Regions from separate parts of the Homo sapiens genome. Here region 1 is linked to region 2. Evidence: read pairs that join two places in POLR2A ChIA-PET (ENCODE). Cell type or tissue: IMR-90. All regions are shown on one strand. Each heading gives the region's core, and the rest is flanking DNA. Links, peaks and the distances in the headings are about the cores only.

What was found. ChIA-PET counts read pairs that join two places held together with the same protein. Peaks named below come from ENCODE experiments on the same cell type or tissue, not always from the same donor. Only the 100,000 strongest peaks of a DNase experiment are listed, where the experiment ranks them.
Region 1: POLR2A ChIA-PET joins it to region 2 with 5 read pairs; 2 of 35 experiments call an interaction of 5 or more read pairs at or near these places.

The regions. Positions count from the first base shown.
Region 1 is chr10:109,252,932-109,265,343 of GRCh38, reverse strand. No RefSeq gene overlaps it. Among named protein-coding and RNA genes, the nearest start is that of LINC02661, 550 kb to the right of the region's middle. In IMR-90, for the core only: no CTCF peak of the experiment used is centred there; a DNase peak (open chromatin) is centred at 5,863.
Region 2 is chr10:109,370,599-109,383,010 of GRCh38, reverse strand. No RefSeq gene overlaps it. Among named protein-coding and RNA genes, the nearest start is that of XPNPEP1, 550 kb to the left of the region's middle. In IMR-90, for the core only: no CTCF peak of the experiment used is centred there; a DNase peak (open chromatin) is centred at 8,580.

The DNA.
Region 1 (12,412 bases), core at 1,615-9,614, 120 kb after region 2:
AATTTCATGGAGGAGGCAGTAAGTTAAAAATGATGTTGAAACTCAGCACCCATGTTGTTGTGCTGGGATGCTATAGTCCCACAACACAATGTTACAGAATGTTAATGCACTGAGGACCCAAAAAGACCAGGAGCATACAAATAGGATCACAATCAGTCCTGCTAACACACAGATCACTTTTTGATAAATGCGTCGCTTTTTTTGACATTAAAGGCAACTTTCAATTTTGATGGAAATCTGTGTTTAAAATAAAAGAGATATAATAGTTGAGGGTTGGAAGGAAAAGCTTATACCTGGAACATTGAGGCGACACTGGGGCTTGTGCTCAGGAAGCTGCTGTGGAGGACTAGAATACCATGGTGGCTGGAGTTCCAGCCTTTGAACTGACACCAGCACATCCTAGAAGCTTTGAGAGAGTCCTTTGGCAAGCTTGGCAGCAGAGAGTATCCTCTCTTGAAGTCAGTACCCAAATGGCTAGAAATTGGTATTGTGAAACTGGAATCTTACAAAATGAGGATTTATGGGAGAATAGATTGGTATAGCCTTTTTGGAGAGTTATACAGTGATCCCTAGTATAACTGAGAGTGCTTATTCTCCATGATGGTACAACTTCACCCCAAGGGATTTACCCTGTAAAAATCCACTCACTATGTAGACATGGAAAGAATGTCCGTAATAGCATTGTGTGTAATAGTAAAAATTTGGAAAAAATACCCACTTCCATCCATGTGTAAAGAATAAATAATTATGCTATTTTCACACAATAAAATACAATTTAGCCATGAAAACAATTGAACTACAAGGATGTATATCAACCTAAACTAACTTCATAATATACTTGATTATAAATGCAATTTTCAGAATAATATAATATTTTATAAGGTTTACTGTAAGAGTTAAAGAGGAAAGAAACACAAAAGGCAGCTCAATAGTCAAAGACAGGTTTATATTGGAGAATAAACTTGAGAGGGGCTTCTGGCCGATTTCGGTCAGCAGTGCTCTCTCTTACAGACTAAGAATATTATTGATTTTTTTAGGGTGAGAGAGCTTATCACAAGCTTGGAATGTTTCTGTGTAGGGAAGTTTATGGCAGGGTTGGAATGTCTCTGGTTGGAGGGCAGGTTATCTTGGGACTGACATCTCTCCAGCCAGAAGAGGGGTTATCTTGGGGCTGGCATGTCTCTGGTTGGGGAGTGGTTTGGAATGTTTCTGGTCAGAGATGTTATTTGTGGTTTATGGCTGATGCTTTTTGGATTTAGGCAGTTTTTGATCAAGGTGAACTTTAAAATGATGGTGCTTGTCCAAGATGGCGGTGCTCCTGCTCTGTCATTTACCAGCATGCAAAAATAACATTTGAAAATACTTAGGGACCGTATATAACTAGTAAAGGTATAAAGAGATTCATATGAATGATAAACACCATGTTCAATATACTGGTCATCTCTGAGAAGGAGTGATGGGAATGTGAACTGGGAGGAGCTCACAGGTATTCAATTTGTGTCTTTGCAGCAGTTTCAGTTATTCCTTGTGTTAATCATCCTGTTTAGATGGCTGAAATAAATCATAAAACAACTTTAAAAGGTTAATCTGAAAATAAAATTGTTAATTTTACATAGATCTGTTAATCTATATATCAATCTATTTTTCACACAATAAATGTTTACTGAGCTCCTGCTTCATGTGCATGATCTTCTAGGAGCTGTGAGAGAAACAAGAGAAGTAAAAGGTATAGTCTGTGTCCTCCAAGGGCTAATGGTTGCGTTGGGAAGACAAGACATAGGGAAATTTAGGAAATATTATGATAAAAGAGAAATCTGAAAGGAAGACAGCTTGAAACAATGGTTCAGAAGAATCCTGCTTCCCAGGAATATGGTAAAAGATAAAGAATATCACAGATATGAGAAAAAAATAACAATAATGGAACATAAATCCACTCACTCACTGGAGTCCTGGATCTTCTTTCTAGGATACTGTAAAATCTACTAACTTGACAAGTGCTGCCACTCAGGCCTGGGTCCTTTCAAACACTTCTTACAATTGCTAAAGTTCTGCGCAAAGGGTGATTTTTCTTCTACATTGTGTATGCTTTGTCGGTGTAAGTGTCACAGCTCTCTGTGTGGTGGTGTCACAATGTCAGGGCAATATCCATTTGTCATTATAATGCTTTTTGTCCATAGAGCTCTTTCTGACTCTGTTTTATGCCTAAAATATATAAGAACATATTGAGTTTGACCAGAACAGCTTCAGTCCCCTCACAGGAGAACCAAGGGATGCATTGGAGGAGGGCTCAGTTGTTTTGCCGACAACCATTTGTGTGGGACTGGGTAATGGATATTATGTGAAAAGCTAGATCACTTGGAAGTGTCCTTACCAGCTGACATGGTTTGGCTGTGTTACCACACAAATCTCATCTTGAATTGTAGTTCCTATAATCCCCATGTGTCATGGAAAGATCTTGGTGTGAGGTAACTGAATCATGAGGTTGGGTCTTTCTCATGCTGTTCTCATGATAGTGAATAAGTCTCATGAGATCTGATGGTTTTATAAAGGGCACTCCCCCTACACATGCTCTCTCGCCTTTCACCATGTAAGACATGCCTTCGCTTCTCCTTTGCCTACTGCCATGATTGTGAGGCCTCCCCAGCCATGTGGAACTGTGAATCCATTAAACCTCTTTCCTTATAAATCGCCCAGTCTCAGGTATGTCTTTATTAGCAACATAGGAACAGACTAATACAGTAAATTTGTACCAGTAGAGTGGGGTGCTGCTGTAAAGATAACCAAAAATGTGGAAGCGACTTTGGATCTGGAAAACAGGCAGAAGTTGGAATAGTTTGGAGGGCTCAGAAGAGGACAGGAAGATATAGGAAAGTTTGGAACTTCCTAGAGACCTGTTGAATGACTTTGACCAAAATGCTGTTAGTGATATGGACAATGAAGTCCAGGTTGAAGTGGTCTCAGATAGAGATGAGGATCTTGTTGGGAACTGGAATAAGGGTAACTCTTGCTGTGTTTTAGAAAAGAGACTGGAGGCATTTTGCCCCTGCCCTCGAGATCAGTGGAACTTTGAACTTCAGAGAGACAATTTAGGGTATCTGGTGAAAGGAATTTCTAAGCAGCAAAGTGTTCAAGAGGTGACTTGGGTGCTGTTAAAAGCATTCCATTTTACATATGCCCAAAGATATGGTTTGGAATTGGAGCTTATGTTTAAAAGAGAAGCAGAGCATAAAAATTCAGAAAATTTGTAGCCTGGTGATGCCATAGAAAAGAAAAATTCATTTTGTCAGGAGAAATTCAAACCAGCTTCAGAAATTTGCATAAGTGACAAGGAGCCAAGTGTTAATCACCAAGACAATAGGTAAAATGTCTCCAGCGCATGTCTTCACAGCAGCCCCTCCCATCACAGGCCTGGAGTGTTAGGAGGAAAAAATGGCTTCGTGGGCTGGGCCCAGGGCCTTGCTGCTCTTTGCAGTCTTGGGACTTGGTCCCCTGTGTCCCAGTGATGGCTAAAAGGGGCCAACATAGAGCACAGGCCATTGCTTCAGAGGGCACAAGCCCCAAGCCTTGGCAGCTTCCATGTGGTATTGGGCCTGCAGGTGTGCAGAAGTCAAGAACTGAGGTTTGGAAACCTGTGCCTAGATTTCAGAGGATGTTTGGAAATGTCTGGATGCCCAGGCAGATGTTTGATGCAGGGCGAGGGCCCACATGGAGAACCTCTGTTAGGGCAGTGCAGAAGGAAATGTGGGGTCAGAGTCCCCACACAGAGTACCCACTGTGGCACTGCCTAGTGGAGCTGTGAGAAGAGGGCCACCATCCTACAGACCCCAGAATGGTGGATCCACTGACAACTTGCACCATACACCTGGAAAAGCCTCAGGCACTCAATGCCAGCCTGTGAAAGCAGCTAGGAGGGGTGCTGTACCCTGTAAAGCCACAGGGGCGGAGTTGCCCAAGGCCATGGGAGCCCACCTCCTGCATCAGTGTGACCTCGATGTGAGACATGGAGTCAAAGGAGATCAATTTGTAACTTTAAGTTTTAATGATTGTCCTATGGGATTTCAGACTTGAATGGTGCCTATAGCCCTTTTGTTTTGGCCAGTTTCTCCCATTTGGAATGGGTATATTTACCCAATGCCTGTACCTCCATTGTATCTAGGAAATAACTAACTTGCTTTTGATTTTACGGGCTCATAGGTGAACAGGACTTGCCTTGTCTCAGATGAGACTTTGGACTGTGGACGTTTGGGTTAATGCTGGAATGAGTTAAGACTTTGGGGGACTGCTGGGAAGGCATAATTGTGTTTTGAAATGAGAGGACATGATATTTGGGAGGGGCCCAGGCAGAATGATACAGTTTTGCTGTTTCCCTACCCAAATGTCACCTTGAATTGTAGCTCCCATAACCCCCACATTTCATGGGAGGGACCCAGTGGGAGGTAATTGAATCATAGGTGTGGGTTTTTCCTCATTCTCTTCTCTTGATACTGAATAATTCTCATGAGATCTGATAGTTTTATAAAGGGTAGTTCCCCTGCACGTGCTCTTTTGCCTGCCGCCATGTAAGACATGCCTTTGCTTTTCCTTTGCCTTCTACCATGATTGCGAGGCTTCCTCAGTCATGTGGAACTGTGAATCCATTAAACCTCTCTCCTTTATAAACTGCCAAGTCTCAGGTATGTCTCCATTAGCAGCATGAGAAGAGACTAATACACCAGCTCTAATATTTCTTGCTTCAGCTTTCAAAAGTAAGAGAACGCTTAGTCCATGGATGCTTCTGAACCCCCTTTTAACTTGTATTTCCTTAGTTATTGCATTGGATGGTCCATAAAGGTATTCATTGTTGGCTTATTTTCATTGGTTCTAAAATTATCTCTTGAGATTTGAAGTTGACCTCAAATTTCTGATATTTCATAAATTAGTGAGCCAAACTAAATTCACCTCATCCAGACTTTCCATACTTTTATAGCCTTTACAGTTAGTTTCTCATTGAACCTTCATTTTTTGAGATATGACATTAACATTTGGAAGCTATTAATTTTTTTCTGTATTTTCCATATGCTGTTTCATTATAAAATTTTATAACATCATCATAAAGTAAACAGGGTAGGTTCTACTGATTATTGCGTGTGTGTGTGTGTCTGTGTGTGTGTGTTTATGGGGAGAATTAGATTATTTGGTATGTCACCTCAGTTTTATCCTGTGATGAGATGATGTCAGAGTGTTTGGGGGAGAATGCCAGAATCAGAATGTATAAATTCTTAGTCACAAATTAGGAAGTCTTACATTGTAGTTATTTACTATATTTTTAATCCATGTAAAAATCTGTCTGCCAAGGTTTCATAAAATATTTAAGCTATAATGACATCTTGGAGACCACCATGTTTGAGGTTTCCCAAAGTCTTGTGATTCTTACTTCTGAGGTGCCATTATTAATTGCTTCTACTCAGAAACAAAGGATTCATGGACAATTGTTTCTGGGACAAGCTGGGTGAATTAAAGTTAGATAGGATTTTGTTGTGCAGGACATCTCAGAGTCTCCAGAATGTTAATGCGATGCCCAGGCTCTGAGAAGGGATCAGGTGCACAGCATTTTCTGAACATTGTTGTTCACAGAATCATTTAAAATGCTTTTGTTCTTCCTCTGTTTCTTATGCGATACAAGTCTAACCCAAAGTTGTTATTTCACTTGAGCAAAAACAAAGGCACGGAGATGTTAGAGAGATTTCCCAAAGTCATAAAACTGGTCAGCACTGAAATTGAGATTGAGCAGGGGAGGAGGAAGGGGAGGGCTCACTGAATAACACTTTTCCAAAAAGGCGTGGACAGCATGCAGCTGATGTTTACATTCTATCATGCTCATGACAGAAATGTACTTGCTTGGTTACTAAACAGGAAGAAATGTACCATATTTATTATGTGAGTCATTCTACCAAAGATGTCCCTCTTCATTAAATGCGTTACAGAAAACCAGAAATAATTTATAGCAACAATATTCCTCCTGCATTGAACACTTACTATGACATGCAGGAAAACAACAAGAAAAGGCTACTTAACGTTACCAACATCATTCTCCACACACGTATAAGTGTTTAGTAATATACACATATATGTTAATTTATATTTTATAGTCTACCAGCTTACTGAAGGTGTTACGTTTGACCCTTTCAATTTTTAAGATGAGGAAACTGAAGCCCAGATGGATTAAGTAATAAGTTCACACAATTTGTTCCTGAAAGAGCTGAAAAAAGAATCTGGGTCTCCACATTCTCAAAGCATGGTGCTCCCAATCCTATACAAGTGCTTGTTACAATCACAAATGATCAGAGATGGCCATGTCATGCTACATTTTATCCTCATTTCAACTTTCATTTGCTTTGGCAGATTAAAGTATGATTCTGAAATAAAATGACTTGTCATTCTCAAATGAGTAGGTTTCCTGTACACTTAAGCTAGAAAATGAGGACTGTTCCTTACTCATGTGAGTAGCAATGGGAACTAATTATTTGTTTTGTGCAGGATTCATTAGCTATAAATCCCCTTGATTGGAGATATTTCATGTTCACTCATTCTCAAGGGGAAGGATAGCCCTTCTTTCTCATACATAAATGCCATTTGTGCTGCAAGGCAAAAATAAGAGCCATAAGAGAAAGAAACGTGAAGGTTGTCTACCTCAGAACAGAAGGGCAACAGTTCCTTATAATGCAGTTTGTTATTCTTTTTGACTGAAAGCAGGAGATTGGCCTTCCCCAGGTCTAGACCATTTGCCTCTAGGCATGCTTGGTGTCATCACAACTGCTTCCACAGCACATTATCACTCTCATTGAAAGCGGGCCCTATATTCTTTCATTGCTTCCCTTTAGGGCTGAGCACTGGTGGTGATGCCTGGATTGCTCCTGGATTCCAAGAAACTCCCACCCAGCCATAAAAATGTTTGCCATCTGCACATCTGACCTAAGTTCTTCCTGTGAGGACCTCCTGAGGGCCCAGCATTACTGCCTTATCCCAGTCTGGACAGTTTTTCTTATAGGTGTCTGACTGCCTGTCTGGTTCTAAGAACAAGCCATTCTCCCAGCAGACAGTCATCAAAGGTCTGGTTCAGATGCCTCAGATTATGGGCCTAGTTTGCCCTGAGTGTCCTGTATTGACTGGGCAGTGCTTCCTTTTCTGAGGTACTGATCCCCAGGCTTTGGCATCTCCTGTCTAGATTACCAGGACAAGCCTGTGCCTTTCTCCCTAGGTTGTCTAGGTTCTCTAGAGTGAGTTCCCTTTTTATCTGCTATGTGTAATCTCTGTTTTGCCATAAACACTTGTATTATCTACCAGACACCTGCTCACTCCTTTAACTCTGTCTTCTCACACTTGGCCAGCCCTGTCCTATTATACTTAAAATCTTGAAACAGCATTTTATCTGGAAGCCTCGAGGATTGCAGTTGATTAGAGTCATATTCCAGAACATAAATACTAGCGTGTCAATTGTGATGCTGTCCCTGGAGGTGCTGGTTCTTGGTACTTCTGATATTTCCAAGTGTTGATTTCATCAATGTGCACTATGGAGAGGGGATACCTTCTTCCCGCCTGAAAAAGTGGGAGCAATATTTTATATGTTTTGTGACAAGACCAGTGTCAAAGGTAGCAAAGACATTGTAAATATCTAGGGCACCTGATAACTCAGGTCCAAACTGTTACAGCAGCTATGCTATTGTATGTTTCTCCATCTCCGTAGATGAGTCTGAGTAGGCACCTTTACTGGAATCCAAATCCATTTGAATTTCCCACTGCTTCTCTAAGAAGTTTTGTCTTTAGCTAATAAAGCACGATGTGGTTTCCTGTACCTCAAGCATCTGTATCACCTTGAGGTACTCCTCATGTCTCTTTCTAAGTAAGATGAACACCAAGGGATTCTGATAGAGAAGCTAGCTGGCGAGCTTTGGGAGGAGTGGGGCCATATTTATTCAAGCTTTAAAAGATAGAACAAGGCATTAAGCTCTCATCAGAACAGTTCTTTTCCCTAAACTTCCCTATTGATCCATAGTTTTGTCAGAGCCATATGAACCAGAGCAACTCCATCTTAAATAGGAACTGGGTAAAATGAGGCTAAAACCTACTGGGCTGCATTCCCAGACAGTTAAGGCATTCTAAATTACAGCATGAGATAGGAGGTCAGCACAAAATACAAGTCATAAAGACCTTGCTGATAAAACAGGTTGCAGTAAAGGAGCTGGCCAAAACCTGCCAAAACCAAAACGGCGATGAGAGTGACTTCTGGTTGTCCTCACTGCTACACTCCCATCAACACCATGACAGTTTATAAATGCCATGGCAACATCAGGAAGTTACCCTAGATGGTCTAAACAGGGGAGGCATGAATAATCCACCCCTTGTTTCACATATCATCAAGAATTAACCATAAAAATGGGCAACCAGCAGCCCTCAGGACTGCTCTGTCTATGGAACGGCCATTCTTTTATTTCTTTGCTTTCTTAATAAACTTGCTTTCACTTTGCCCTGTGGACTTGCCCTGAATTCTTTCTTGTGTGAGATCCAAGAACCCTCTCTTGGGGTCTTGATCTGGACCCCTGCCCTGTAACAGTCTGATGGCTTGCTGTTGATAAGCCAAGATCACCCTCAAAAACTTGGAGATGGGTTATGGCAGACACCTTTAGGTATCCCAAACAAAATTGTGGTGTTGCTGTCTTTGCCTTTCGCATTGAAGAAAGTCAGAAGGAATGGGAAACTTAGGGTAGAAAATATGTCCTGGAAGGAATATTACTTCTATTTAAAAATAATGTTTATTGCCAGCATATGATCATTCAGGTAATAGATACTACACACATAATATTTGTAAACTACCAAATAAGTGAACTCAGATAAAAATAAAAATCACCAAACTTCTGCCAGACAAGAATAAATACATTCTCTTATACCTATTTCTGGTTCTTTCCATATGCATATATAAAAATACATAATAATAGGTAATGACATTAAATAATATATGAATTTTCTAGTTAGCTGACTCGATTTTTAACAAAAAAAGGAATTTATACTGATTTCATAATTTTATGTAGATATTTTCACTACATGATATATTGGACAATTTCTTATGTGCTTTAAATATTCTTATAAATAATTTTAACAGTTGCTTAGAAGTCCATTGAAAGAATGTACCATTGTTTACATAATCAATTTTTCAACATTTAGGACTTGTGCTTAAACATATAAGTATTGTTTTAATATCCATCTTAATGGAATAAACTTCAAATGTATCTCTGACAATGTCCTCAAATTCCTAGAAGAGAGATTTCTAGGTCAAGTAATATATATGTTTCGAAGACAAGTGACACATATCAACAAATTATTTTCAAGAAAGACTGTACCCACTTATAGCGCTATCAGAAATGTATTAGAGAACTCACATGCTATATTATCATTAAAACAATTTCAAAAAATAAATTTTGATAACAAAATATACAAATAAATTTTAGTTTTTAAATGTGTACAACATTTTCTTTATGGGCTTGGCATTTGTTCAATTGCGATTTGTATGTACATTTGATACATCTGTTATAGTGCTCCATTTTTCTTATTGATATGTAGGAACTATTTATGTTTTGAGGCTCATATAACATTTTTCTTGTGTCTTTAAATTTCTTTTTCTAGTTTTTTACTTTCAATTTTACTTAAAGATGACATTTTTCTGTAGGTAATTTAAAAGTGGGAGAGAGAACTGAAACTCTAACTATTTGCACATGAAAATTCAATGCTCACATGCTGATATAAAACATAATATTACAAAGTGGGTTTTCAAAGAAGAGAACATTTGGCATTTGATTCTTTATCTTTGCCATGTTTCTGGACAAGCTGGCACACCTAATTCACAACCTGTGTTCTCTCTGACCAACATTTAAAGAGACTGATGTTCTTGCATGCAAACAATACATCTACAGAGAAACTGCCCATAAAGTCTCTTCTGAGATGTTTAGTGGTATAGACTTTGGCAGAAAGAGAAAATTCCTATTATATTGTTTCAAAATTCTTTGAGAAATCAGCAGTTGAGGTTTGATAGATGGGCATTTTCCATGTCATTATACCCAACATTTCTGCAGTTTATTTCTGAAAACTCTAATACATTTTCTCAGAAGAAATACAGAAAGTGCATTTTCAGGTGATAAGATCTTTCTGCTTCCTGTATCTACAGCAGACAGCAGACAGATTAGAAAAATGTCTAAAAGGGGTATCAGGTATAGAGACAAACACAAAAGAAAAATAAACATCCATCATATTAAACAAAAAGATGTTTTGACTCTTAGTCCACAGCTATCTTTAAATGTTTTAAAAGTTCTTTTCTGTTTTCCCAGTGTAGTAGATCACTTTTATTTTTATGTATTCAAAACACAAGAGTACTGTCAGTAGGAGTTTGCCAATCTGGAAGATAAGCAGAAATTTACGTCCTGCTGTGAGTTTAAACTAGAATCCAGTTTTGGCTGGGCACAGTGGTTCATGCCTATAATCCCAACACTTTGGGAGGCCAAGGTGGGTGGATCACCTGAGGTCAGGAGTTCAAGACTAGCCTGGCCAACATGGAAAAACCCCATCTCTATTAAAAATACAAAAATTAGCTGGGCGTGGTGGCACATGCCTGTAATCCCAGCTACTCAGGAGGCTGAGGCATGAGAATTGCTCAAACCCGGGAGGTGGAGATTGCAATGAGCCGAGATCATGCCACAGCACTCCAGCCTGGGTGATAGAGGGAGATGCCATCAAAAAAAAAAAAAAAAAAAGATGGAATCCAGTTTCATGTAAAATATTCCCCCAATATCCTACAATAATATTTAAAATAAAAGAATCTTAGAAATATAGGGGGTCTACCTGCCCAAATCTCATGTCAAATTGTAATCTCCAATCTTCCAGGTCGGGCCTGGTGGGAGGTGATTGGATCATGGGGATGGATCCTTCATGAATGGTTTAGCACCACCCTCTCAGTGCTGTTCTTGTGATACTGAGTGAGTGAGTTATCACGAGACTTGTTGTTTAAAAGTGTGTAGCACCTCCCACCTCTCTTTCTTGCTCCTGCTCCAGACATCTGTAGATGCCTGCTTCGGCTTTGCCTTCTGGCGTGAGTAAACCTTCCTGAGGCCTCCCAAGAAGCAGACGCTGCCATGCTTCCTGCACAGCCTGGGAAACTATGAGCCAATTCAACCTCTTTTCTTATGTATTACCCAGTCTCAGGTATTTCTTTATAGCAATGTGAGAAATGACTAATATAGGGAATCTTACAGGTTTTCTAATTAAGTAGTAGCTACATAAAGAAGAGTGAGACTGTGGGTGTGTGCTCTTGTCCATTGTGAATGTGAAGTGTTTCTTATCTTCTTTTCCTGATGGGGCTGAGAAAGAGTGCATTTGCCAGATAAATGGGCACATACTATGCACCTAAAAATATTGTTAATTTGCTTTAGCAAGGAAATCACATTTTACATGGCAGTTGCGATTGGGCTGCTACTGGATTGCATTTGTGTGAGTCCACTGTCCTCCTCTAGGTTCTGGCTGATTTTTCCAGTGATCAGAATGGTAAATTCAATGGTGATGTGATAGAAACCACCACCTCTTCATAATTTAGATCTGTAGGGGTGGCACTGATCTCTGGTATTTTCCCTAATAGGGCAATTTCTGAGGCTTTCACTCAGCTTTCTCCACGATGATAGCTCTTACCCCATAGGCCAAGGCATTAGTGTAGGGGTTCTGCCAACTAGCAAGTATGTAAATTCTAATTATAAATTGGGTCCGAGCACATGACCCCTGGTATATCCCTGGACTGGGTGGATTCTCTGTGAGCTGGACCTGAGCCACAACTCCATTTATTAATAGGATGCTTACTCTAATGGGTGAGGCATGATGACTCTTTGGGTCCCCAGATGTTAATGTCAGTTAGGACCATGTATCCAGTAAGTTTTTAAAACGTTTGGATATTCCCTGTTTCCTAGGATATGGTACCCAGTTGAATGGTTGTATTTGCCTTTGGGGAAGAATTAGGAGTATTATTATCATATACATTTACTGTAATATTATAGGGCCTTTTCATTGAGAAGTAGGCCTTCCTTTCAATTAATTGGTTCTAGGTCTGAGAACTCACTCAGATCCAAAAACTTAGCAAGGGATTTTGACTTTTCACTGGGATAATTTCTCTCAGCCTGCAGGTTATCTATTTTTTATTTCTTTGGGGGCAGATAGATCTACCTAAGGATGCTGTGTTATCACCATTCAAGAAGCTCCCATTTGGTCAATCCTCCTTGGCTGATATTCTGACCCTTCTGCTCAGCTCATTATAATTGTTCTTACTTTGTTTTGATAGAAAAATACCATCCTGTGGACTCCACAGTTCAGGACTATTTTATTTTTGTTGCTATAAGTGCGACTA
Region 2 (12,412 bases), core at 2,056-10,055:
ACTGAGGGATTGGTTCCTTAAATATGTCAGGAGAAAGTTAAATCTTAACTGTGTGTGAGGAAGAGACAATATTAACTTGGAAGGATGTACCTCAAGTGGTTGAATTTCAAGTAAAAGTAGTAAGAGCTAACATCTGTTACATGCACTTCTGCATAGTCACACTTAATCCTCACCTTAGGCAAGTGAAATAGATACTAATTCTCATTTTACTAATGAAGAAATGGAAAGTGATTTGCCTCATGAGATACAGCTGGTCAATGGGGCAGTGGGTTCAAATGATGCTTTCACTTTTTGAATGCCAGCCTTGCCTTGTGGTGGGCCTGGGAGGGGACAACAGTTGTGGTTGGGAGCAACTTCTCCAGCATGGTCAGCCAGAGGCACCAACTCACAGAGCTGGTCCTAAAGAGACTGAGGATTCCTCTCTCGTTTTCAGGGTGCTAATATCTCTCTCCAACTTGGGGTGGGAATTTTCCTAGTTGCTTGAGGTGGACAGAGAGTGAGGTGGATTCTTGACCCCGGACTACTGATGAGGGAGCAGATTTCTTCCAGTGATCCAGGGAATCCTAAGACCCAGCTCTCCTTTAGACAGAATTAACCCTTCTTCCATGCTCAGTAGGTCACTGGGTCCTACACCAGAAAGGAGGAAGGATCTGAATACTGAACATCTAGATGCACACTCTTTCAGGCTTAGCTCTTTCCTCTTTTTCTGGATGGGGGTTTGTGCCTAAGGATTTTTTTTTTTTTGCTTTTGTTTTTGTTTGCAGGGAACATATGACTGGAAATAATCTTTAGATAACTCACTGGGCTTTGCTTTTGTCTGGACTTCATCCACAACATAAGGTGTTAGATCAATGCCTCCAAGAGCCACAAGATTTTTGAAACTCTTGAAAATGTACACAGGTGGGAACTGCCACTTCTGGAAACAATGTTAGCTCTGCTTTCCTCCTGGATGACATTTTTTACTTCTCAGCATTCCTTCAAGGGGCTCTTTAGGTGTCACTGTCACCTGGCTCCGAAGGTGAGAGACCACATCCTTCTGAATCCTTTCATGTCTATCGCCCACTGAAAGGTTAAAAAGAAACATATTGTGGCTGAGCAGTTGCCAAAATGACCTAGAAATTTGTGTCACTCTGATGCTGTATGGAATGGACTCCTTCAAGAGGAGAGGGGACTGCCCACAATGCCTCCACCCCATCCTAATGCAGCTGTGATTATAACAGCCTTGCCTTCTTCCACAGAAAAATGCAACTTTGGAGGTCTGTGTCACTTTAGTGCTCTCAATGCAATGTGTAGCACTGAGATACATTTCTAAGGCTTCTTCCTGACAGACTGAAAGTCCATCAAGCCCTATGGAAAGGTCACTGGAGAGGCCTGAAAATGAACTCATTTCCCTGTCTCCAAAGGACGTGTGTGGAACATTTTGGCAGTGGGGCCTTCACAAGGTCAAAACCCACAGCAAACTCTACCTTCCACACATAAGATACTAGAGAACTCTCCTCCTTTAGAGTTCTTTTGCATTATGCAACTCTGCATTGTACAGTGATTGATTCTCAGCTGGTAACTAAGCATTTGGATGATGGAATGGGCTTTATTTTCAAGTCAGCCTGCTTCTGATTTAGAGTTTAAGATGTGATACAATTAGCATCAGTTTAAAAAATGATCTGTACAATGAGAGTGAGGACCACTTTCCATCATGACCAAGGAGATGTCCTTGGTGCTGTTGACAGTACCCTGGGCTTCATCCTGTTTCCTTTCCGACTGAAATCTTGATGGCACTTTTATTCGGCCCCACCTGTTCTCCTGCTTAATGACACATTTGGAAGAAAAATATGCATATATATCTCTTGTAACAATAACCACTTACTGACTGCCTACGATGCGGGGCCTCTGTGGGTTACTATTATTCAGCTTGCAAACTGGGGCAAAAAGCCAGCCACACTGTACTTGCCAGGCTGTCTGCTTGGAGCAAGTCTGTGTTGTCTAATTCACGAGGACTTACATGGGCTCACAGCAGGGCTGTTCCAATGCAAGCCCATCAAGGAAGTTTATAAACACCATTATGTTTAACCTGCACAAAAGATGAGCAACAGAGATATTACTATTCCTCACTTTACAGAGGGAGAAATTGACTCGGAGGAGTAAAATCACTGGCTCAAGTTTTCATGGTACAGAGAAGTGGAGTGGGTATGGAAGGGAGGAAGACTGGAATGTATCCAATAGTGTTGAATTGGAATTAGGTATATTAATATGAACTCATGGTTTTTAATAAGTAGATATAGAAACAAATGTAGGCTAACAGCAATGACATGCTACTAGCAATAAATATATATAGCATCCAGATGATTGTCTCTAAATATTATTTTCCACTCTAGAAACCAGGTTTCCTTTGGGTAAATGTCTATTTTGGGGCTGGGGCAAAGAAGGTACAAGACAAGCCTGAAACATATTATTTTGCCAGAAAGTAAAAAAGTGCTCAAGGAATGATGGAGAAATTCCCAAAGGACACTGAATCTAGCTAGATGGGTCCACTGGCCAAATTAACAATAAAATGGATTATTATCCGTTGAACAAAATAAAAACCCATGAGACCACAATGATAAAAATAAACAAATAAATAAGGATATAATATAAAGAGTTTCATTACTGGAACAAAACAATAATTGGTCCAATGTTACATAGTCAGGTTTTTTTTTGTGTGTGTGTGTGTGTGTTTTTTTGTTGTTGTTGTTGTTTTTTTTTGAGACGGAGTCTCGCTCTGTCACCCAGGCTGGAGTGGTGCAGTGGCGCGATCTCAGCTCACTGCAAGCTCCACCTCCCAGGTTCATGCCATTCTCCTGCCTCAGCCTCCTGAGTAGCTGGGACTACAGGTGCCCGCCACCACGCCTGGCTAATTTTTTTTTTTTGTATTTTTAGTAGAGACGGGGTTTCACCCTGTTAGCCAGGATGGTCTTGATCTCCTGACCTCGTGATCTGCCTGCCGTGGCCTCTGAAAGTACTGGGATTACAGGCATGAGCCACCACGCCCGGCCTACCTAGTGAGGTTCCAAACTACCATCTCTGTTCTTGCAGAACTTATGTTTATTCTTGAGTCATGGGACCTCTTTACTGCAACAGAATGGTGACTTCCTAGGGAAAGTGTGACGTCTTCACTTAGTGGGACTGGATTCAAGATGGGCTTTCCCATGACTATCCCCTCTAGTCATCGATACTTTGCATATAATTTTTTGAGGTTATTTCCAAAGCATCAGCCAGTGTGCACAGATCCTTTAGGAAAAGAAACTTGGTATTCAGTTGACTCTTCTGTGCCTTTGCTTTTAGAGTTGACACAGGGCTTCTGTTCTTATTAGAAATATGATTGGGAGGAAGGGTGGGGCGGGGGAGGAGGAGAAGGAGGAGGAAGAGGAGGAGGAGAAGGCGAAGGCTCCAAAGAAACAAAAAGAAACAAACCCAAGCTGAAATAAAGTCATTCGAGGTAGGTGTTGGCTAAGACTAAAGCAAAGTTTCAAGAAACAGCTGAACTTTAGGCCCTGGGAAGATTCAAGAAGCCAATCTTCTGCAAAATTGCTCTGTGATGTGATGTTTTTGCCACCTTCCTTTTTTTGGCTTCTTGGAGTCTGTCTGGCGCTCTGCTCTGATTTACTCTGAGCTGCTTCTTCTGGAACTCTGCCCTTACTAGGAATGTTGTGCATATGAGGCAGTAGGGCACTTTCAGAAGTTTAACTGTACTATCTGAAATTTCCTTTTGTGTTTCTTGGTTGAAATTCCCAATGCAAAGAATCTCATTAACTTTATTCCTTTTTTTTTTTTTTGCCAAGCAGCACCCAGTCAATGGATGGACCACTCTTATTTAGGTGTCTCCTTATCATCCAATAAGCTGACACTAGTCTGAGGGGGTGGGTGGGATAAATGAATCACATATTAAACTACACACTGGATTGCTGGTGGGGAGTTCCCTAGTGGAGATGAGTGGGTCTCAATAGACCCAAAAAGCATCTAGGGTTGGTCTAACCACGTTCCCATTATGGTATTAAGTTTGATAAGAGAGAAAAAAAAATCTTTCAGCAAGGAGGAAGAGACCAGAGTGGCTGCTATGGTTTTGCATCCTTTGGTGTCCCTTGACTGCTGCTCATTTAAGAATTTTAGGACCACTGTTGTGTGTGGTCGGGGGACCTAGACTGAAGGGGCCCCCACACTTATGGGCAGCTCTGAAACTACTTAGGCCCTATTTCCACTCTCTGATTGAGACCTCTTCCCTCATCTATTTCCTTTGGTTGAAGCCTCCTTGGACATCCCTCCTCCCTGCACTGGCCCTGTTTGGGTTGCAGTCAAGCTCAGATGCTCTTCTTGACCAGGAAGTCCCTTAAGATGTTAATTTTGTAAGCATCCTTAAGTCCTACCTGATCATACCTAGTCTTGACATTTTTATTCCTATTTTTGACTTTTAGTAATGGCTAACATTTACTGAGGACTTATTACATGTCAGACATTATGCTAAGCTCTCTTTTTGCATTAACTCATTTAATACCCATGAGGCATTCTCCCTATTTTACAGATGATGAAATAAAGTTTAAGAAAATTAAGTAACTTGCCAAAGCTAGCACAACCATTAAGTGGCCAAGATAGAATGCAAACCTTTTATGTCTGAATATATGAGCCTATAAATTTCTACCTTGCAGTGTACTTGTCAGCAGGAAAGAGCCTAGCACTCTCTGTGCATAGTGTGTTTCCATTTTTCTAGCTGTGACACACATTTAAGCTTGGTCTCCCCACCTAGGCTACCCCAGGGTATCCATCTATTGAGTTTCAGACTTGAGCCTAGTTGGAAGCACAAAGGCGGTTCTTGGATACTGTTCTCTGCCCAGACTTCCATTGTAGTTTAGTTCTCAGGCACATGAAACGCAAGCTGTAATTTTTTATTTTCTTCCACTCAGCTCCAGATTGGCTTTCAAGAAGAAGTTTAGTGTTTTTCTTCTGAACTCTAGGCCCCTAAATTTAAACTGACAATAATGGGCAACATCATATGCGTAACACAAATTCCTAAGAAATTGGCCCTGTTAGAAGAGGCAAATGCAATTATATGGCTCACTGGTCTTGTCTGGCAATCAATTTGCTTGAGGAAAATTGATAAGAATGAAACATGTAATTGATTTGGCTGATATCTCTACATATATTCCACTCCTCTGCCCCCACCACCCTAGCCAAAGCTAGGGGTGAGAAAATGTGGCATCTTTTACTTGCCAATTACCAAGCCTGCCTCTTAAAGGTTTTTTAATGGAAAAAAACCCTCAAAAACAAATTTTTATAATCTTGCCTGATTGAATCAAATGAAGTCCCTTATTCATTTGTATGTCTCTCCCTGCATGTCAGGTCACTTTGTCACATTGATGCCAAGGTAGATGACACAAAGAAAATAAAGATGGCTGAGTCACATTCTAAATGCCTGAAGCCTCTCTGTCGCTAGACCTATGTAGCATGACCTGGGTTAGAGGAGGGAGCATGAGGCTCATCTGTATCTCCCACCTGGGGAACACACACATCTGTGCGTGTATGCATGCTCACAGAACTGTGTGCATACATGCACAGATGTGTGTGTTCCTAAAAATTCCTAATATGTCCTTCTTTAATCTGAGTATAAAAAGGAGATGGCTCTGGCAGAAAGAGATCAACACTCTCAGCTTTCTCCAACATATCACCTTCAAGGTGCCTCCTACAGTGAAAAAAACATTTGGAACAAAAGGTGCTGGTGTCGAACCTGGCTTTGCTAATTAATTTTTTACTTCACCTTCTTTTCATTTTAACCTCAGTTTCTTTGTTTGTAGAATAAATGGGATAATACCAACTCTACCTGTCAACACTAACTCAAAAGAATCCATGTCAAATGTATGGGGACATTTTTGGACCAATGAGCTCATGGCACTCTCATGCATGTGTTGAAATGGTCACTCAACAGAAAGCTCAGATATTATAGCACAAGTTCCCTGCACTCCATTAAACTCGCAGTGGTAGACTGATGTAATAATGCAAACTCTCACTGAGTAACAACACGGGCATTGGATTCAGACAAACTTGATTCCTAGCACTATTGCCATATGGCTTTGAACAAATAATTTTACCACTATAAACCTCAGTTTCTTCACCTATAAAAGGTTGGTGGTAGAATAGTTATATCCACCTTACAACGCTGTGATGAGAATTAAAAAAGACATAGCACATAACACTGTACTTGGCACATGGTATACACCCCAAACCATGGTTACTATAAGACCTTTACTACTATCATTAGTAATAATTACAAACTGAAATTGTTACCAAAAAAAAACTATGTCTAGGATACCCAGGTAACACTAATCTTTCAGCTGCACCTCATGCTCCTTTCTCCTATGTTAGTTTCTTCCTTGTTTCTGGAATTAAATGCAGTCATCAAAGTCCAGACAAGATTTCCCCAGGAGAAGCTTCCCCTTCAGTGAGTTAGGGTGAGCACAGGGGATTGTGACTGTGTTAGACAGGAGCCTGGATGAGCAAGGGCAAATCGGATCGTACGGCTCAGAAAGTCTGTCTTTCCAGAGATGCAGCCTGGCTGAGCTCTTCCAACACAGGGCCTCAGGGCCTTTTTTTTTTTTTTTTCTCTTCGAACAACAGCTTATCAGAACTGATAAAATTAAAGAACACCTCTAAAATCTGCCAGTTTCACTTAAGAAAGTAACAGGTGGTACCTGAACTGACTAATGATGTCAAGGCCTTTCATCTGTGGTAAGCTAATTTCCTCTGAATATGGAAGGCTAGTCTTAAAATAAGATGAATGTCCTTCCCTACCTGGTTCATCCTAAGCATGGTGCCACAGTTAATGAAAGCAGCCAGACATTTCCAGTGCTAACCTGTCAAATAAAGATTCCCATCTTGAGAGGTATGGGCAGCTTCAGAGCTTGTGGATCTCTGTTTGCACCCATATCCTTCCAACCTCTTCAGACTAAATGTCTGGTTAAGAATGAACAGGGAAGGGCCAGGTTTGTGTACCCACAGCTGAAAAACCTGGGGAGAGGCAAAATGTTGCTTTTTTTCTAATGATTGTTTATTTGAGAAACCTGGAATAATACCTGGGATTGTAAAGCCTTATGCACCATCTCTGATGAAATAGCAAGTTTCCCTGACAAACACAATTTTGGAAATCACTTAAAGAAACGGTCTTCTAAACCACTGGAAGTTATTAGTTACCTGGTATAGTCAATATCTTGCTTAGATTTTTCTTTGAATCAAAATAAGAAAATTTCCTTCATAAACATATTATTACTTTTGGGACTAGTACGTAACTAGAATCTCAGTCCAATAAGTGATAATAATAATACTGGGGGATAATAATAATACTGGTGGATAATAATAATACTGGTAACAATAAATAATTAAGTAAGATTGTATGTATCCACATTCATTGTTTTGTTAGCTGCCCACAGAGGGACCTCTGAGTTGGTGTAGTGTTTCTAACAGTGCGGTCGACAGATGTACTGCAATAGATTCTGCTGGTTTTGGTTGTGCAAGAATGTTTAAAATGCACATTACGGACCTCTCTCAGAATCTACTGAGATACAATGTCTGTGGATTTGGATTGGGAACCCTCATTGTCTTCTGGCTTTATGGATGATTCTTACATATTACTTGTAATTATGGAGTATTTGTGATTATGTTTTTCTTGTGAAGAGAGCTCACTGAGTACAGCTCCTGGCTTTTCTCCATCCTTTGCTGACTCCAGCCCAAGAGATGTGGAATAGTACGCTGATTGGTAAATTTGCAAATAATTATCTGGGCATGCTTGCGTTAACTCCATTCCCCTTGTCCTGGAGACGTAACTGCCTTCAGAAAGAAGATCAGTATGTGGAGGCAACTACCCCCAAACCCCCATTCACTCTGGTTGGAGAAACAACTATATTTTAAAATGTGCTCTTTTATTTTCTTTTTTCTTTTTCAGTAATAAAGTAAAAACTGGCATGTTTCTCTTTTTACTGTAGGATGGTAAATTCTCTTTCTTCTGTCAACTCTCCCTTTTTCCTCCAACTCTCTACAAAATTTTGCTGTCTTTTCAAGGTTAATTACATTTGACCCTTGAACAATGTGGGTGTTAGGGATGCCAACCTCCTGCACAGTAAAATATCCACATATAACTTTGACTGTCCCAAAACTTAACCATTAAGAACCTACTGTTGACTGGAAGCCATACCAATAACATACACAGCCAATAAGGACATATTTTGTATGTTGTATGTGTTGCATACTGTATTCTCACAATAAAGTAAGTTAGAGAAAAGAAAATTTTATTAGGAAAACAATAAGGAAGAGAAAATGTATTTACTATTTATTAAGTGGAAGTGAATCATCATTAAAGTCTTTAACCTCATTGTCTTCAATTTGAGAGGGCTGAAGAGGAGAAGAAGAGGGGTTGGTCTTGTTGTCTCAGAAGCAGAGTCTATGCATGGACAAATGCCAGATTTTTCAGGCAACATAAGCTGTGAGTGTAGTTTTTAAAACCATTTGTAATGGTATGGAGTAATTTTGTCATGGCAATTCAGCATCATGAAGATTTGGGCCCTTTGTTATGAATCATTTTTGGAGTCCTAGCTCTGTCACATATTAGTAGTGTTGTATGGAACATACTGCACATTCCATAGGCCTGTGTAATGAATGGCTAGTGTGTGTGATTTCTACTATTGATAGGATGCCATTCTATGGACTCATCAATGAATATTAACGGCTAAATGGAACATGAATTCCTGTTTCTGTCCACTTACCTGCAGTGTGACCTTTAGCAAGTTGTCTACCTTCTCTAAACCTCTTTGTCTTATATGCAAAAATGACTGCCCTACATTTCTACAGAGTGTGTGGGCGCAAGAAAAAAGTCATTATTATGGATACGTTTGAAAATTTTAAAACTCTTTGGAAATATGGGGCATAATAGTAATTTAAAAAGACATTATATAAGTGCTTAGTTCTAGCAGACACAAATATATGTGTTAAGTATGGAGAATGCTTACTTTTGCTATTATACCTTAGCTTCAAACAAATATTCATTCCTTCATTTCAATTAAGGAGGTGGACATGTGCTTTGCCTTCTAGGTGACTCACTAAAACTCTAATGTCAGCCATGCAATTCTTTCCTTTGTGTCTTCCCTTTGGCCAATCATTGTTTTCTTTTTTAAAAAAGTTCAGCTGCAAACACCTGTTACTTGCAACCAGATTGAAAAAATTTCATTCTGCAATAAATAAGTAGTTGTGTTTTTAAAAAAACCTTTAGGTTCATGGGTACACATGCAGGTTTGTTCTACAGGTAAAATCATGTCAGGGATGGGCAGTGTACAGATTATTTCATCACTGAGGTACTAAGTCTACTATCCAATAGTTATTTTTTCTGATCCTCTCCCTCCTCCCAGCCTCCACCCTCAAGTAGGCCCCAGTGTCTGTTGCTCCCCTCTTTGTGTCCATGTGTTCTCATCATTTAGCTCCTACTTATAAGTGAGAACATGCAGTATTTTGTTTTCTGATTCTGCGTTAGTTTTCTAAAGATAATGGCTTCCAGCTCCATCTGTGTTCCCACAAAGCACATGATCTCGTTCTTTTTTTTTTCTTTATTATACTTTAAGTTCTAGGGTACATGTGCACAACGTGCAGGTTTGTTACATATGTATACATGTACCATGTTGGTGTGCTGCACCCGTTAACTCGTCGTTTACATTAGGTATATCTCCTGATGCTTTCCCTCCCCTCTTCCCTCACCCCACAACAGGCCCCAGTGTGTGATGTTCCCCACCTTGTGTCCAGGTGTTCTCATTGTTCAATTCCCAACTAAGAGTGAGAACATGTGGTGTTTGGTTTTCCATCCTCACAATAGTTTGCTGAGAATGATGGTTTCCAGCTTCATCCATGTCCCTACAAAGGACATGAACTCATCCTCTTTTATGGCTGCATAGAATTCCATGGTGTATATGTGCCACATTTTCTTAATCCAGTCTATCATTGATGGACATTTGGGTTGGTTCCAAGTCTTTGCTATTGTGAATAGCGCCACAATAAACATACGTGTGCATGTGTCTTTATAGCAGCATGATTTATAATCTTTTGGGTATATACCCAGTAATAGGATGGCTGGGTCAAATGGTATTTCTAGTTCTAGATCCTTGAGGAATCGCCACACTGTCTTCCACAATGGTTGAGTTAGTTTACAGTCCCACCAACAGTGTAAAAGCATTCCTATTTCTCCACATCCTCTCCAGCTCCTGTTGTTTCCTGACTTTTTAATGATTGCCATTCTAACTGGTGTGAGATGGTATCTCATTGTGGTTTTGATTTGCATTTCTCTGATGGCCAGTGATGGTGAGCATTTTTTTCATGTGCCTGTTGGCTGCATAAATGTCTTCTTTTGAGAAGTGTCTGTTCACATCCTTTGCCCACTTTTTGATGGGGCTGTTTGATTTTTTTCTTGTAAATTTGTTTAAGTTCTTTGTAGATTCTGGATATTAGCCCTTTGTCAGATGGGTAGACTGTAAAAATTTTCTCCCATTCTGTACATTGCCTGTTCACTCTGATGGTAGTTTCTTTTGCTGTGCAGAAGCTCTTTAGTTTAATTAGATCCCATTTGTCAATTTTGGCTTTTGTTGCCATTGCTTTTGGTGTTTTAGTCATGAAGTCCTTGCCCATGCCTATGTCCTGAATGGTATTGCCTAGGTTTTCTTCTAGGTTTTTATGGTTTTAGGTCTAACATTTAAGTCTTTAATCCATCTTGAATTAATTTTTGTCTAAGGTGTAAGGAAGGGATCCAGTTTCAGCTTTCTACATACAGCTAGCCAGTTTTCCCAGCACCGTTTATTAAATAGGGAATCCTTTTCCCATTTATTGTTTTTGTCAGGTTTGTCAAAGATCAGATGGTTGTAGATGTGTGGCACTATTTCTGGGGGCTCTGTTCTGTTCCATTGGTCTACATCTCTGTTTTGGTACCAGTACCATGCTGTTTTGGTTATTGTAGCCTTGTAGTATAGCTTGAAGTCAGGCAGCGTGATGCCTCCAGCTTTGTTCTTTTGGCTTAGGATTGACTTGGCAATGCGGGCTCTTTTTTCATTCCATACGAACTTTAAAGTAGTTTTTTCCAATTCTGTGAAGAAAGTCATTGGTAGCTTGATGGGGATGGCATTGAATCTGTAAATTACCTTGGGCAGCATGGCCATTTTCACGATATTGATTCTTCCTATCCATGAACATGGAATGTTCTTGCATTTGTTTGTATCCTCTTTTATTTCGTTGAGCAGTGGTTTGTAGTTCCCCTTGAAGAGGTCCTTCACATCCCTTGTGAGTTGGATTCCTACATATTTTATTCTCTTTGAAGCAATTGTGAATGGGAGTTCACTCATGATTTTGCTCTCTGTTTTGGTGTATAGGAATGCTTGTGATTTTTGCACATTGATTTTGTATCCTGAGACCTTGCTGAAGTTGCTTATCAGCTTAAGGAGATTTTGGGCTGAGATGATGGGGTTTTCTAAATATACAATCATGTCATCTGCAAACAGGGACAATTTGACTTCCTCTTTTCCTAACTGATACCCTTTATTTTTTTCTCTTGCCTGATTGCCCTGGCCAGAACTTCCAACACTATGTTGAATAGGAGTGGTCAGAGAGGACATCTCTGTCTTGTGGCGGTTTTCAAAGGGAATGCTTCCAGTTTTTGCCCATTCAGTATGATATTGGCTGTGGTTTTGTCATAAATAGCTCTTATTATTTTGAGATACATCCCATCAATACCATCAATACCTAGTTTATTGAGAGTTTTTAGCATGAAGGGCTGAAGATTTTTGCCAAAGGTCTTTTCTGCATCTATTGAGATAACTTTGTGGTTTTTGTCTTTGGTTGTGTTTGTATGATGGATAACGTTTATTGATTTGTGTATGTTGAACCAGCCTTGCAGCACAGGGATGAAGCCAACTTGATCGTGGTGGATAAGCTTTTTGATGTGCTGCTGGATTCAGTTTGCCAGCATTTTTTTTTTTATTAAGGATTTTTGCATCACTGTTCATCAGGGATATTGGTGTAAAATTCTCTTCTTTTGTTGTGTCTCTGCCAGGCTTTGGTATCAGGATGATACTGGCCTCATAAAATGAATTAGGGAGGATTCCCTCTTTTTCTATTGATTGGAATAGTTTCAGAAGGAATAGTACCAGCTCCTTTTTGTACCTCTGGTAGAATTCGTCTGTGAAACCATCTGTTTCACTTTTTTTGGTTGGTAGGCTATTAATTATTGCCTCAATTTCAGAATCTGTTATTGGTCTATTCATGGATTCACCTTCTTCCTGGTTTAGTCTTGGGAGGGTGTATGTGTCCAGGAATTTATCCATTTCTTCTAGATTTTCTAGTTTATTTGCGTAGAGGTGTTTATAGTATT